Regions from separate parts of the Mus musculus genome. Here region 2 is linked to region 1. A link is a contact called in ENCODE Hi-C or POLR2A ChIA-PET data. All regions are on one chromosome and are shown on one strand. Each heading gives the region's core, a stretch centred on a gene start or an enhancer-like site at or near the end of the contact. The rest is flanking DNA. Distances are from core to core; before and after follow the strand shown.

Region 1 (2,937 bases), core at 138-2,637:
TCAGCCCGGGTGAGGGCCAGGGCCCCCCTGGCACCGCCCATTGTGGTCCAACAGGTTGAGCTGGTGTCCTGCGGAGCCACCTGCTGGAAAGGGAAGGAGGCCCCCTGCGGAGGGAGCTGGGAAAGAGAACAAGTCCGACCCGGTTCCGCCTGGCCTGCTGCTGCGAAGCCGAACCTGGTCCTAGAGAGCGGGATTTGACTCCGTTTGAAACGAGTAGGAGGGGCCCTTTTGGGGTCTATAGCATCGCCAGCCCAGTTGTAAGCGTCCCTCAGAGACTACCATTCTTTGGGTCGGGCACTTAAATACGAATACCGGTTTTTCCCAAACCCACTTAAGCAAACATCCTAAACCACCCAGGTCTCTATCGTCACCTCGGGGTCTGAGTGAATCTGCGCCAAGATCCCTCCACTGTAGGGTCTCAGTTTCTCCACTAAAAGTACCGGCTGGTTGAAGGCAAAGCGTCGGGGCCCCAGAGGGAGCGCACCTCCCCCTTCCCCTTCCCAGACTCAGTCCCTCCCCTTTGAAAATGCCAAGGCAGCAACGGGCACTGGCTAGAGCGCAAAGGCTCCTTGCCCCGGGCACTGTTCCCTCCCCGCGGGGCGCCGTCACGCGTGGGGAGGGACACAGAGTGCCCACAGACTCGACTCCCCCGCTCCCTCGGAGGGGGATGGGCCAAGAGGCTGAAGCTCAATGTCTAGAGGTTCTCTCTCTTCCTGGGGCTCTGACCTGGTTAAAGCCCCTCGGCAGGACCCCACTCTTTCTAAATTTTAGGTCTTCATCCCCAGCAGCGTATCCGTAACCTCTCATACCATTCCCTCCCCAGGTGGTGACCCTACAGAAGCCCCTCTTGAAAGAGAGGAAGTCCCTGAGGGGGCTGCTCCATTCCCTGGCCACTGCGGACACTGTCTTCGGCCTCCCTCCCCTTCTGGTTTCTGGCCAGCCCAGGCTCCACCCCCTCCCTGGATGAACCCTAGGCGCGTCCCACATGGGATAGGCGGGTGTTCAGGCCAATGGATGGGCAGGGCGGTGGCGTGCAAGGGGTGGAGCTGGGCAGCAGCAGAGGGCTGGACGGGGGTCGGAGGCGGAGCTCCAGTTAAGGTGGACCGGAGGAGATAGTGGTAGAAAGCAGAGAGGGAGAGGGATCGCGGCAGGTGAAGGGAGTTTGAAGGAAAGAAGGGAAAGGAAAAGGGTGGGAAAGGCTCAGGGAGCGAAGCAAAATCTCGGAGAAAAGGGACGAAAAGGAGGGAGGGACCCATATGCTCCCTGCTGGAACTAGCTGTTGGAAGAGGTGGAAGTTTATGTCCTTATTGGGCGGAGGGAGGGGGTGCCTGGGGGGGGCGGATGAAAAACCAGGAAGTGACAGAGGGTGTTGCTAAGGGTGGGGGGGGAGTTTGGGGGTGGCAGGGGCGGGGGGAGGGAGGGGAGGGATGGGGGGAAAGCAAGAGAGAGGACAGGTGAGACAGCAGGACAGGTGAGGCGGGCCTTGGGGGGGGGGGCGAGTGGAAGCCAGGTGAATGTACGGCTCTCCGCGGCCAAGGGGGGGGCGGGCAACAGGAGGAGGCAAAGGGTGGCGGAGGAGGAGCCCCCCAGCAACGAGCAGCGAGCCACTGACCGCGGCCTTCTGACCAGGACCGGAGCAGAGCCCCAAGCCCCCCAGCCTGGCGGGGGACGCGCTTCTTCCTACACCCTGTGCCTCTGCAGCTCCAGCGAACGGACCCAACGGCTGAAAGGTAAGTGAACCCCACTTTTTGTCCCTTGGCTCGGGATACACTAAACTCGAGCCTACTGCAGTGTCCTTCGTGCGTCCTGTGAGACCCCTGTACACACACGTACACACACACACACCAGATTTCAACCAGTCGCATTCCCTGTAGCTTTCCTGGGTCTTTGGAATTGGTTTTAACTTGGAGGAAAGGTAGAGAACTATGGACTATTGGCCTCCCCCCAACTCTGAGCGGAGGGTCTCCAGAAACTTTCTTTGCACTTCTAATATCATACAGACTGTGAGCTACGGGATGGAGAGGGGGTGAGCTGCACTGAACTTACCCCTACCCCCAGTCGCTTTTGTGACTTTAGGGGGAGACCCCAGACCCGACCGAATGGAGGGAATGGAAACCCTGACGGACTATAACTAGGACAACGCGTGTCCCCACCCACCCACCCAGCTCCGCGCCCCCCTGGCACGGTGGGCTGGACCCAGGCCAGTGGCACGGGGGGTGGGGGGCAGCGGGAGGAACCGCGGCTTGGGGGAAAGTTACCGGCTGGACTATTCGGTTTCTTGCGCTTCCAGAGCCGCGTCGTCTCTCCAGCGGTAGTGCGGCTCAGCAGGACGACCCCTCTGCCCCTCCCGCTCCGCAATCACATTCCGGTCTCTCAAGCCTCAGGCCCACCGCCACCTTTTCAAAGTCAGCTTTTGCTCTCACAACTCCAGTGCGAGGGTGGGTGATAAGAACTCGACCTACCAGCGGTCTTGCCGCCGGCGCCGGCGCACCTGCCCTGAGCAGAGTGGGGGTCGCTGTGTGGTAGAAACCTAGTGCGCACCGCTGGCCGAGGTTGGCCATTCAGAGGGGTGGGGGGCGCTGCTTTCCATTTCCAGCTTTCTCTCCCCTCCTCCCACCCCACCCAAGTAAGAGAGCGACGTGTCCTGGCCAGAGCGGGGGGGGCGGGAGTGGGGGGGCAGCGTGGGCAGCGGGTTGTGCCCGGACACGTGCCTGCCCAGGCGCCCCGGCCCTGCTAGTGTTTGGAGAGAGGGCGGGTCCCCTGCCCCCCGCCCCGCACAACCCCCATGTATCAAAGGGCGGCTGAGACGTGGTGAGACCTCGGGGCGCCCTGGGGGGGCGGGGGGTAAGGCGGGGAGCCTGGGTCCGGAGCAGGGGAGGGGCAGAGGCGCCGGTGCTAGCTGACCCACAGGAAACGAGCACTGCTGACCTAGTTTGG
Region 2 (2,937 bases), core at 244-2,743, 43 kb after region 1:
CAGAGATCAAAGTGGATGCCAAGGTCAAAGGGCAAGCTAAGGGAAATGCAAAGTGTGGCAGGAGCCAAGGAGGCAGAGCAAGGCTGGGAAGAAACAGACCTCTGAGCGCTCGAAGGGCAAGCCCAGCTCTGCTCTTAAGAATTCCTGGCAACTGTATGAAGAGGGTATTCGGAAAGTGAGACTGTGGAATGGCCACAAAGCTTGGGACTTGGTTCCTGCCAGGTTTGACTCAGATCTGACTTAGGAAAGTTACACCATCTTTCTGAGATTTTTTTTGGGGGGGGGTTGAGTTTTTTGTTTGTTTGTTTGTTTTTCGAGACAGGGTTTCTCTGTGTAGCCCTGGCTGTCCTGGAACTCACTCTGTAGACCAGGCTGGCCTCAAACTCAGAAATCCACCTGCCTCTGCCTCCCAAGTACTGGGATTAAAGGTGTGCACCACCACCACCCGGAGAGATTTTTTAAAAAAGACTTAATTAAAATTTGCACTTATTTAATGTGTATGGGTGTTTTGCCTATGCATATGTCTGTGTCCTCATGGGTGGCTGGTGTCCAGGGAGGCCAGAAGATCATCCAGTTCCCTGGAACTCAAGTGACAGGCAGTTGTTAGCTATGTGGGTGCTGGGATTCAAACCTGGGTCCTCTGGAAGAGCAGTCAGGGTTCTTAACCACGGAACCATCTCTCCAGCCCAGTAAGGTGTAAATTGTGCCCTCCTCCCTTCTAAGCCTAAGTACCAAATTAAGCCGCTCCACAGGTGTACAGAATTGTTGTGGGTCATCCTTGGGAGTAAGTTTGGGCACGCCAGGCTCCGCAGCCCATCATGGAGAAGAAGACTCTTTCGATTTATCTCAATATCGCCCTCGAGGGCTCTTCTTGTCTACCCCAGCTTCCTCCAATATAGCATTGTCAGGCCTTGGGACTTCATACATTAAGAGCTGCCCAGTGCCCCTGACAACCCTTTCTGCTCAGCCCACTTGGCATTAACCAATCCACCTCATCTTCCAACAGCCCCACTACCTGGTGGAGGCTCTGTATCGCCGGTGCCCTCTCCTGCACCGCTTCATGCGTCAGCGCTGTGTGGTGTGCCAGGCAATGGAGACGCCGGATTCCTACGTGTGCCCCACACCAGACTGCAAGGCCCTGTACTGCCGGTCGTGCTGGGACGACATGCAACGGCTCTGCCCGGTGTGCACGCCCCGCGAAGAGCTCTCGTCATCCGCCCACAGCGACAGCAACGACGACGCTGTGTATGGCGATTGAAGGGATGCTGCCCGCCTTCTTGCTTAATAAAGTGTGATGCACGCTCCTGCGGCTGGTGCTTCGCAGGCATCCGGGATTGGGTGAGCCGGAAGAACTGGCCCGCACAATCTCCACGAAGCCGGGCTACAGACGGGAGGCAGGATGGAGGGAAGGCGCGAGTCTTGTGGTGTCCAAACCCATCCCGGTAGCTGCCGGAAAGAGGCTGCGCTGAGCGGCAGGGGCGGAGCCTCAGACGGGGCGGGGCGGAGCCTCAGACGGGGCGGGGCGGGGCCTAGTTGCTGCGCTGCACCGAGCTGGTGTCCGGCGGGGCCGTGGCTGCTCCTCCACGCGTAGCCCCGCACCTGCTGCCCCAGTCCAGCCCGGAGCTCCGCGGCCATGCGGCTGGCGCTGCTCTGGGCTCTGGGACTCCTGGGCGCGGGCAGCCCTCGGCCCTCCCCGCCGCTGCCAAATATAGGTGAGTTCCCAGGACAGTGGGTCGAGGGGATGATTTGGAAAGAGGTACAAGGAAACCCGGAGGCAATGGGGTGTTGGGGTCTGCCGGAGCCTAACCAGAGGGCAGCCTGCGTGATCTGCGGACCAAAGCCTAGGGCCAGGTAATTTGGAGAACGAAAGGAAGAGGAGGATGGGGAGGAGGAGGAGGAGGAAGAGGAGGAGGGAGGATGGCGTCCTCTGTCCTGAAGTCCCGAGTTATCCCTGCAGACACTTTTGAGTCTCAGGCACTGAAGAGCGTGCGCGGGGGGTGGGGGTGGGGCGCTCAGATCATGGAAAGAGTCACTCCTTAGGACTGACGTCTTCGTCTCTCTAGTGCCTAGCTGACAGTTCTACTCAATGAAGTGCCCGGACTAGCTAGTGGGGTTTTAGTGAAAAGGATTATTTTCAGCCGTTCATTCCAGACCTGGGCGGCCAGCACCGCTCACTCGGGTGCGGTTGCCACCAGAAGCCTGGCGGAGCGGGAGGGGCCCGGAGGAGCCAGGGGAGGGAGCTTTCGCCAGGAAAGAGACTGGGACACCAACTCCTCCTTGGAACTTTCACTTCCCGCTGCTGTCTTGGGCTGGGGGCCGAGAGGGTAGGCGGGGGTGGAGTGTCCGGAGAGGAGAGGGCCATTGTTGGGGGGTGCTGGCGGAGGAAGCGGAGGCTGTTGGGAACGGGTGCGCCTGACTGGGCATCAAGGCTGTTTAGGGAGGTCAGAGTGTTTGCACTGCTCACCCAAAGATGGGTGTTCCCGGCAGGCATCTCTACTGTGAGGGAAAAGGAAGGGCAAGTGGGCACTAGGCCACAGACTTCTCTTAGACCTAAGAAAGGGCATTCCTGATTGGGTGGGGAGTGTGATTGGGAAGGGATGGGAACAAGGGAGGGCCCCCGTGAAAATCTTGGGATTGGCCAAAGGGAAGGCAAGGAGGAGCTGCAAGCTGGATACTCTGAACTTTGGGGACTTATGGGTGAAATCCGTAAGTTGGGGAAAAAAAAACCCCTCCTTCCCATATCCTCCTTTAAATCCTGGCACACACTGCAGGACCGCTTAAGTCACTGATATAGCCTTCTGTGCTGAGGGTCGGTGGGTCTGAGGACACTAGTGATTCCAGCCTTGCTAGGGATTTCCTCAGCAATCTCTTAGGATGTTCTGGGACCCTGCAGGAGGCACTGAGGAAGAGCAGCAAGCCAGCCCAGAGAGGACGCTG

What was found. A loop is a pair of places that touch in the nucleus more often than their neighbours do. ChIA-PET counts read pairs that join two places held with the same protein, here RNA polymerase II (POLR2A).
Region 2: a map of heart shows a loop between it and region 1 (2.6-fold over the local background). The contact joins the promoter of Adam15 here to the promoter of Zbtb7b in region 1. A Hi-C loop is called at or near these places in 3 of 37 maps with a recorded cell type or tissue (all heart). POLR2A ChIA-PET finds 5 or more read pairs at or near these places in 4 of 5 experiments (Patski and embryonic stem cell).

Annotation. Positions count from the first base shown.
Region 1 is chr3:89,391,828-89,394,764 of GRCm38, reverse strand. Zbtb7b (zinc finger and BTB domain containing 7B) reads left to right here and starts at 1,387. Exons shown (of 3, transcript NM_009565.5): 1 at 1,387-1,730. Gm15417 (predicted gene 15417) reads right to left here and starts at 2,901. Exons shown (of 2, transcript NR_040403.1): 1 at 2,259-2,901.
Region 2 is chr3:89,348,584-89,351,520 of GRCm38, reverse strand. It overlaps Adam15 (a disintegrin and metallopeptidase domain 15 (metargidin)), which reads left to right and starts at 1,493. Exons shown (of 23, transcript NM_001037722.3): 1 at 1,493-1,712; 2 at 2,894-2,937. The coding sequence starts at 1,634. It overlaps Dcst1 (DC-STAMP domain containing 1), which reads left to right. Exons shown (of 16, transcript NM_029974.2): 16 at 1,007-1,302. The coding sequence ends at 1,258. It also overlaps a transcript of Dcst2 not described here.